3 separate regions of the Homo sapiens genome follow, and all the other regions are linked to region 3. Evidence: chromatin loops called from intact Hi-C (ENCODE). Cell type or tissue: K562. All regions are shown on one strand.

Region 1 (2,500 bases), 120 kb after region 3:
CTCATAGGTGGGAACTGAACAATGGGAACACATGGACACAGGAAGGGGAACATCACACTCTGGGGTCTGTTGTGGGGTGGGGGGAGGGGGGAGGGATAGCATTGGGAGATACACCTAATGCTAGATGACGAGTTGGTGGGTGCAGCGCACCAGCATGGCACATGTATACATATGTAACTAACCTGCACATTGTGCACATGTACCCTAAAACTTAAAGTATAATAAATAAATTTTTTAAAAAAAGAACAGTTTCCATTCAAAAGTATCACAATTTCAAGGTGACCAATCACCAGGAATGGGATCAATCAATGAAGTATAATGACAAACATGAAATATTAAGAATGAATTCTCTGGACATGTTCCCTTCCTTGGGCAAGTAAAGATGACCTACCAGAAAAAAACCCAAAGACTAAAAGCACCCACTTTCATGTTAAACTGGACACCATTCATTAGAGCTGTAAAATGGCAAGATCTCATTGTTACAGCCTGTAGTTGACCCAGACTCACTTTGCTTTCTACGAAAGGCGGCCAAATTTGGAAAGTACATAGGGAAGCAATTATGAGCTCAGAATTCTGTTCCCATGACAATGACTAGCCACTTAAACTCCCCTTTAGCAAAGCTAATGAGTCTGAATTGACCATACCCAACAGTAAAGGTAGACAGGACAGAGCACCCCAGATTCTTACAGATTCATGTTCGAAGACTAAAAACAGACACCCAAGCCATTGAATTCTCATTGGTTTTACTAGAGGACAGTTCATTCGGAACCGAAAATTGCCAAGTGTGATTCAGCTTCTGCATGCAACCTCAAATACTATATGGAGATGGTGATATGGTGGAGACAAATCAGGATACAGGGACCAAGAACCACCTGAACAGCCAGCACAGACAGAAGGTACACACCTGCACTGACCTCATCTACTCACGAGAGCCCTGGGCACGAAGGAAAGCCTGGTCCTATTGCACAAAGGGGATCAGAGCCTGGTCCAGAGCTCTGTGATGGAGGCTATCTAGGGAGTAGTCTTTCCTAGAGGCAGTGGTATTGTCAGAAGATGTTCTTTGGTGCAGAAACTGAAACACTTTTGCATTAATGTCAGTATAGAGGAAAGGTAATTATCAGGACACCCAGATAGAGACGTTTTGGACACAAAATCAATAAAGCTCAACATGTCATTGCTGGGAAGAGATGGGAATTAGTCATGAGCTTATCAGTCTAGAGATCAGCTCCCCACACTAGACATTCCTGGTATGAGTCAAGTGGCTTGGGGCTATCAGACCACTGACCTTGCACATCAGATCAAGGCACTCGAGGATGACCTCTGTAAGCAGGAGACAATCCACTTGGTGGCTGCCCTCAGTTACATGGACATCCCCACCACAGAAGCACTAGAATATGGCTCGGGAGGTGGACAGCAAAGCAGGCAATACCATAGTTACCTGGACAAAGCCTGTTCTGGTGGACAAAGGTGCCAAAGTCAAGTTCCTTGATGCGGTATAAAACCTGGTATACCAATAGCCATGGGCTCATCACTGAGGACTAGATAGGATCACCAGGTCTACTGGTTTAGTGTTACTCCCAAAGTAACTGTCACATATCACAGCTAGACAATAAGGTTCTGGTTTTCACGTTTGTCAGTGTGCAGGATCAAGGGTTCTGAACCTATTGGCAGCTCTACTGACACTGACCAACAGCTAGTTCATCACAAGAAGAGCCCTAGCATAACTTATTTCCCTTAGTATAATTATTCCAAGACTTCTGAGCCACTCTCCAAAAAAGTAAATCAAGGGAAAAAAGCACAACAGGGCTAATGACTGGAAGGCATCACCAACAGCTACATTTTCCACTCCGAAACACATAGGCTCCATGTTTGAGCCAAAGGTCAGTTAATCTGACGATGACACTGCAGACTGTAATGGCTTCAAAATTGTGCTGTCTCCCGACTGGCCCTGTCTATACTCAGGGGAAGATGCAATGTTGCTCATGACAAGTGTTCTTTCCACTTGTCTAGGACATTATTGTGTCTAGTGGCTCTAAAGGCATCTAGTGAAGACATATCAGTGTCCAGCTACAACCTTCTGGCATTTAGGTCTTCGCTTTATGTAGGGGAAATTTGGGGGTAGCATCCGAGACACCACAGCTTTGGGGGATATCTAAGTACAAGATACCATGAGCCCATTGAGTATAGGGGGACATAATTTTAGCCAGAAACACAAAGTACTTCTCAGTAGCATCCCCACCAGTCTATGTTCAGGTAGGAGAGCTTCTACATGAACTCACAGGACAGAGAACACTCACCTACAAGGCACCATGGTTTTTAGAATACAACCTTTGCAATGGAGACTAAGATCAAGAAAGTAGGATACAGTTCATATCCTCAAAGATCAAGTGTCAGATAACAGTGTATCAAAGAATGAAGTCATGAAACAGGTTAAGACATGCCACACCACTTAAAGTACAGTACTCTAAAATATGAGATCGTTTACATGAGAAGTAGGATA
Region 2 (2,500 bases), 230 kb after region 3:
GAAAAAGCCTGCCAAAAATCTACTCCCAGAATAGAGCTCTCAAGTCCATCTGGCAACAGCCCAGATCTGCCAGCACCTTGGCAGGACTTCTCACCCAGCCATACTAATCTCACACTGGCCCCTGTGCTGTCTGGTGCTGGTAGCAAGCCCTAACCCTGTCAAACAGGCCTTAAAGAAACACCACAAACAGGATTTCTGCAGCAACATGACACGATCATGATGGCTATCACACACACTGCTAGAGGTTTACTGGAGCAGGGGGCTAGGAAAACCTGGCCTGCCCAGAGAGGGAAAACTGGTCAAACCACTAACAATAGCAGGAGCTGCCTGTGCCTTAATATGCTTTTGCTGCAGATGATCAAGCCAGCACCTGTTTCTTTGCTCCTTGCTAAGAATGCTTTGTTTCCCCTAAGGAATGCTTTTAGCTTATCTATAAAAACTATGCTTATCACTGACTTTGTCAAATGTGTGGGCCAGTCTCTGTTCATGGCTCTTAGCTCTCAAGGCTGTCAGCCCCCCGATTTCCACTTTATACCCTAATTCCTGAGTCGAATTCCTCTAGCACCATTGGTTTAGGGTCTCCACAACCGAGCTGGTCTTGGCAAGCAGTGCCCAATGGGGGGGCTCGAATTCCAGTCGAAAGGTCACTGGAGCAACGGCTGGAGTACGTGGAACTACACTGGAGCACACCCGAGTACTCTTTAAGCAATCCCTGTGGGTAAGAAGGGGAGCTCAGAAGCATCAGGATAACAATGGGACAAGGGGTGAGCAGACATGAGGCTTGAGTCTGCTTTGGCATCTCAAAAGGAGGAGTGAAGGGTAGCACCAGATGACTTATGCAGCTTTTTAGTGTGGTAGAGAAATATTGCCCCTGGTTTCTGGACCAAGGAACTCTGAATGTAGAGGTCTGGGAAAAGGTAGGCAGTGCACTGAAAAAGGCATATAAGGATGGTGCTGAGGATATTCCTGTAAACTAGTCAGTGTGGGCTCTGGTTCATTCCACCTTGGAACCTTTCCACACAGATGAGAAAAAAAAGTCAGGAAGGAGAGTACAATGAAGTAACCGAAGATGACAGAGCAAGTTTGCTTGCCAGCTAAAGCGGCAGAGGGAGATGTTTATCCCTAACCCTCTACACCTCCCCACCCATTTTGAAGAAAGTGGCCTGACCCCCTCCGGATCTCTTCTGGAGGACACTGGGTGAAAAGTAGTTGCCCCTGTGACTGAGCAGCGCCTCAAGTGACCGCTCTCAGTTACATTCAGGCAGGAATCCAGCAAGCTAGATGAGAGGGTGATATGGATGCTTGGCAGTTGCCATGACAATACAACCACCTGATCAACGGGAATATTATGGTTACATGTGAGCCTCTTCCTTTTAAGTTAAAGAATTTAAACAAGCTATTAATCAGTATGGACCAGGTTTTCCTTTTGTAATAAGACTGTTAAATGTTCTCGTCTCCAGTCAGGTGATCCCTACTGACTGGGAGGCTCTTACTCGAGCTTGTCTGACTCATGTTCAATTCTTACAGCTTAAAACTTGGTGGGCAGAGGAAGCTTCCATTCAGGCTGCTCACACTGCCCAGGCCCAACCTCAAATTTATGTAACTGCAGGCCAACTTTTGGGGATTAGCGGCTGGGCTGGTTTAGATGTGCAAGTGGTCATGCAGGATGATGCCATAGAGCACCTTAGGAGTACGTATTAGAGCTGGGGAAAATCACTTCAGAATACCCATCTTTTAGTGCTGTGAGACAAGGACCAAAAGAACCATATGTAGATTTTATAGCCAGGTTACAGGAGTCTCTTAAAAAGGCGATTGCAGATTCTGCTGCTCAGGATATGGTGTTGCAGTTATTGCTTTTGACAATGCCAATCCTGAGTGCCAAGTTGCTCTGCCACTTATTAAAGGAAAAGCACATTTGGTCGAGTATATTAAAGCTTGTGATAGTATCAGAGGTAATCTGCATAAAGTTATCCTGCTAGCCCAAGGCAATGGCAGGACTGAAAGTGGGTAAAGGAAATATTCATTTCCTGGAGCTTGTTTTAACTGTGGGAAGCATGGTAATACTAAAAAAGAATGCAGGGGAAAAAAAAAAATCAGCAAGTCAGGCTCCCAGTTGGGGGGGCAAACAACTGCTGAGCCTGGAATATGTCCAAAATGCAAAAAAGGAAAACACTGGGCTAATCAGCGTCACTAAGTCTGATAAAGATGAGAACCCAATTTCGGGAAGTGCCATGAGGGTCCGTCCCAGGCTCCGTTCCAAACCGGGTCATTCCTGGCTCAGGCCACTCTCTCACCCCTGTACAATGCCTGTCCCCTGCCACAGCCAGTACCCGCCAGAGTTATGCTGCACTAAAGCTGCGAGCCTTCTGCCTGGGGAACCCCCGCAAAAGGTGTCAACAGGAGCGGACCCCTGCCTGCGGGGACAGCAGAATTACTTCTAGGTAGGTCTAGTTTAAGTTTAAAAGGAATACAAGTACAAACAGGAGTCAGATTACAATGG
Region 3 (2,500 bases):
CTACACTGTGTGTTGCCAGATTCTGTACAAATTTGGTATACAGCTTAACAAGCAAAGAACTGTAATAATACAGTTATAGCTCCTCACCCCCGCCATCCCCAAAAGAAGATAGGTTTGGTTTTCTATGGTTCATATAACCCCTAAGCAGTGGAAATGTGGGACGAGATCCCATGCATTTACATTCTAGTCATGTTAGGGTTCCCGAGAGAAACAGGACCAATAGAATATAGATAGATGGATGCTAGATATATGAATACATATACAGAAAGATGAGAGATTGACTCACAATTGTAGAGACCAAGAAGTCCCATGATCTGCCATCTGCAGCCTGGAGCCCTAGGAAAGCCAGTGGTGATTCAGCCTGGGTTCAAAAGCCTAAGAACCAAAGGAGCCACTAAGCAAAGAAGGTGGATATCCCAGTACAAGAAGAGAGCAAATTTGCTTTTCTTCTTTTTGTTCTATTCAAGCTCTCACGAAATTCGATAATGCCAACCCACATTGGTGAGGATGATCTTTATTCAGTCTGCTGGTTCAAATGCTAATCTCTTCCAGAAAGATCTTACAAGTAACATCCAACTGGCCACCTGGGCATCTCTTAGCCGTAGCAATTAACCATCACGCTAGTTCTGTCATTCATTGGCCACATGACCTTGAATACACTTAGCCCCTCTCTGTGCCTGTTTCCTCATCTATAAAATGAGAATACTAAAAGTTCCCACCTCATGGAGTTGATATAAAAATTAAATGAGTTAACACATGTAACACACAGAGCCACACCTGGTGCATAAAGTCTCATTGAAAGGTAGTTGTTACTGTTGTTGATCTGTGTTTACACTCTGCTGAAGTTGAAAAATCTCATCACCTGACTCCTTTCACTTCCTTGCTTCAAATCTATTTGGGAGAATGGGGCTAATGTGGAGTTTATTCCAAAGGTGCTAGTGAATTTTTAATCAACTTCCTTTATTTCTTCCCAGTCTGAGTTTCAAAAGCAGCAGCTAATATTTGTTAAGTACTAACAGGTACTGTCCTAAAAACAAGACATAGCTCATTTCACTAAATCTCCCAACAATCTAAGAGGTTTCCACCATTATTATCCCAATGTTATACATGCCGGGACTTCGCCTCGGCACCCAGCTAGGAAGTGGGCATGCTCAGGGTTGCCTCCAGGCCAGTGTTTCCCCCAGGGCTGCTAACTATGATCCTACTATTAGTTCTCCTCATACCATCCCTTCTTTTCACCATGAGGCTTATTCAAATCCCACCTGACCTGTAAAGTTGAGCTCTACCCTTTCATATAAGTCAGAGTGGCCTCTGCAAGGCTATTTTGACCTTTTTGTTTTTATATTCTGCGTCTTTTCACTTGGAAAGTGAGGTCAAAGGGACAAGAAATAAAGCAAGCAAACTTTTGTTATTTTGAAGGAAACACCTTCCTCCTGGAAATCTAATACCTCCTATTTCCCAGATCTGTGCAGCAGATGGCAGTGTTCAATTAGTCAAAATAAAGTTCTAGCCTATGGACTTGCTGTTTAGTTCTAAATTGCTCCATGACCCCTCAGTGCTTCCTGGTGGTACTTTATAAACTGTCAGCTATTTTAAATAGTATCACTGTATTATCAAAGTCACCCAGAGTGCCAGGGGAGATGTGAATTAACTTCACAGTAGTGACAGGAAACTCAAAGTCGAGTGCAATATTGAAAGTCGCAGAAGCAGTAAGTGGCTGACCCAGAACCCAGGTCTTCTGGGTTCAGTGTTAGCACATCACACCTCTGTGAATTAAAGGAGTTTTAAAGATGATGGGGATGTTTATTTCAATCTTCCTCCTACATGAGAAACTCTTGTCCACTGGGCCACGCCCCTGTCCAGCCTTCCGCCCTACCTCCCATTATATGTTCTATGTTGCTATACTATCTCAAAACAACTATTCTAAAGCTAGTTTAATGACATTAGGTGTATTCAAGCAGAAAATATAAAGGAGGGAGAAATTAAGTCCTGTGATATCAGTCTCTCTAGGCATTAACCCAACAGGGTTATTTTTTGAGAGCTTTTATGAAATCAATTCTATTTATCTATTGGTAATTTACCAATATCCTTTTGCACTTTTAAGTGGTTGCTCTAGGAGTGACACTATCTGTGCTTAACTTTTTACAATCTACTTAGAGTTGATATTTAGGCCCATTACAAAATATGTAGAAATCTTGTAAATATGTATTCATTTATCTACCACTATCTTTTTTGATATATTTATTATGTGTATAATATCAATATACATTATAAACCTCATAGGACAATAATAATTTTTGCTTTAAAGAGTATTGTGTATCTTAAAGGAAGAGGAAAAGGTCTTTACCATTTAGTTGTCAATTAAGAATAACAATCTAATTACCCATATACTTACCATTTCCAATGATGCCATTCCTTCCTGAAGATTCAAGTTTTCCTCTGGTATTCTTTCCCTTCAACCTGAAGAAACTACGCTGGCATTTCTTATAGTATGGGGATG

The links. Hi-C counts contacts between places; a loop is a spot of excess contacts. Peaks named below come from ENCODE experiments on the same cell type or tissue, not always from the same donor. Only the 100,000 strongest peaks of a DNase experiment are listed, where the experiment ranks them.
Region 1: a loop joins it to region 3, with 2.7 times the contacts of the local background. A loop is called at or near these places in 4 of 110 quality-filtered maps.
Region 2: it touches region 3 in a loop (7-fold over the local background); 67 of 110 quality-filtered maps call a loop at or near these places.

What each region holds. Positions count from the first base shown.
Region 1 is chr4:10,283,965-10,286,464 of GRCh38, reverse strand. It overlaps the pseudogene LOC100422637. Among named protein-coding and RNA genes, the nearest start is that of WDR1, 170 kb to the right of the region's middle. In K562, no CTCF peak of the experiment used is centred here; a DNase peak (open chromatin) is centred at 1,236.
Region 2 is chr4:10,172,231-10,174,730 of GRCh38, reverse strand. No RefSeq gene overlaps it. Among named protein-coding and RNA genes, the nearest start is that of WDR1, 57 kb to the right of the region's middle. In K562, a CTCF peak has its summit at 1,228; DNase peaks (open chromatin) are centred at 1,160 and 2,277; H3K4me3 peaks cover 243 bases.
Region 3 is chr4:10,402,921-10,405,420 of GRCh38, reverse strand. LOC107986260 (a long non-coding RNA gene) reads right to left here and starts at 1,529. Exons shown (of 3, transcript XR_001741594.2): 1 at 287-1,529. In K562, a CTCF peak has its summit at 1,476 (motif pointing right); a DNase peak (open chromatin) is centred at 1,500.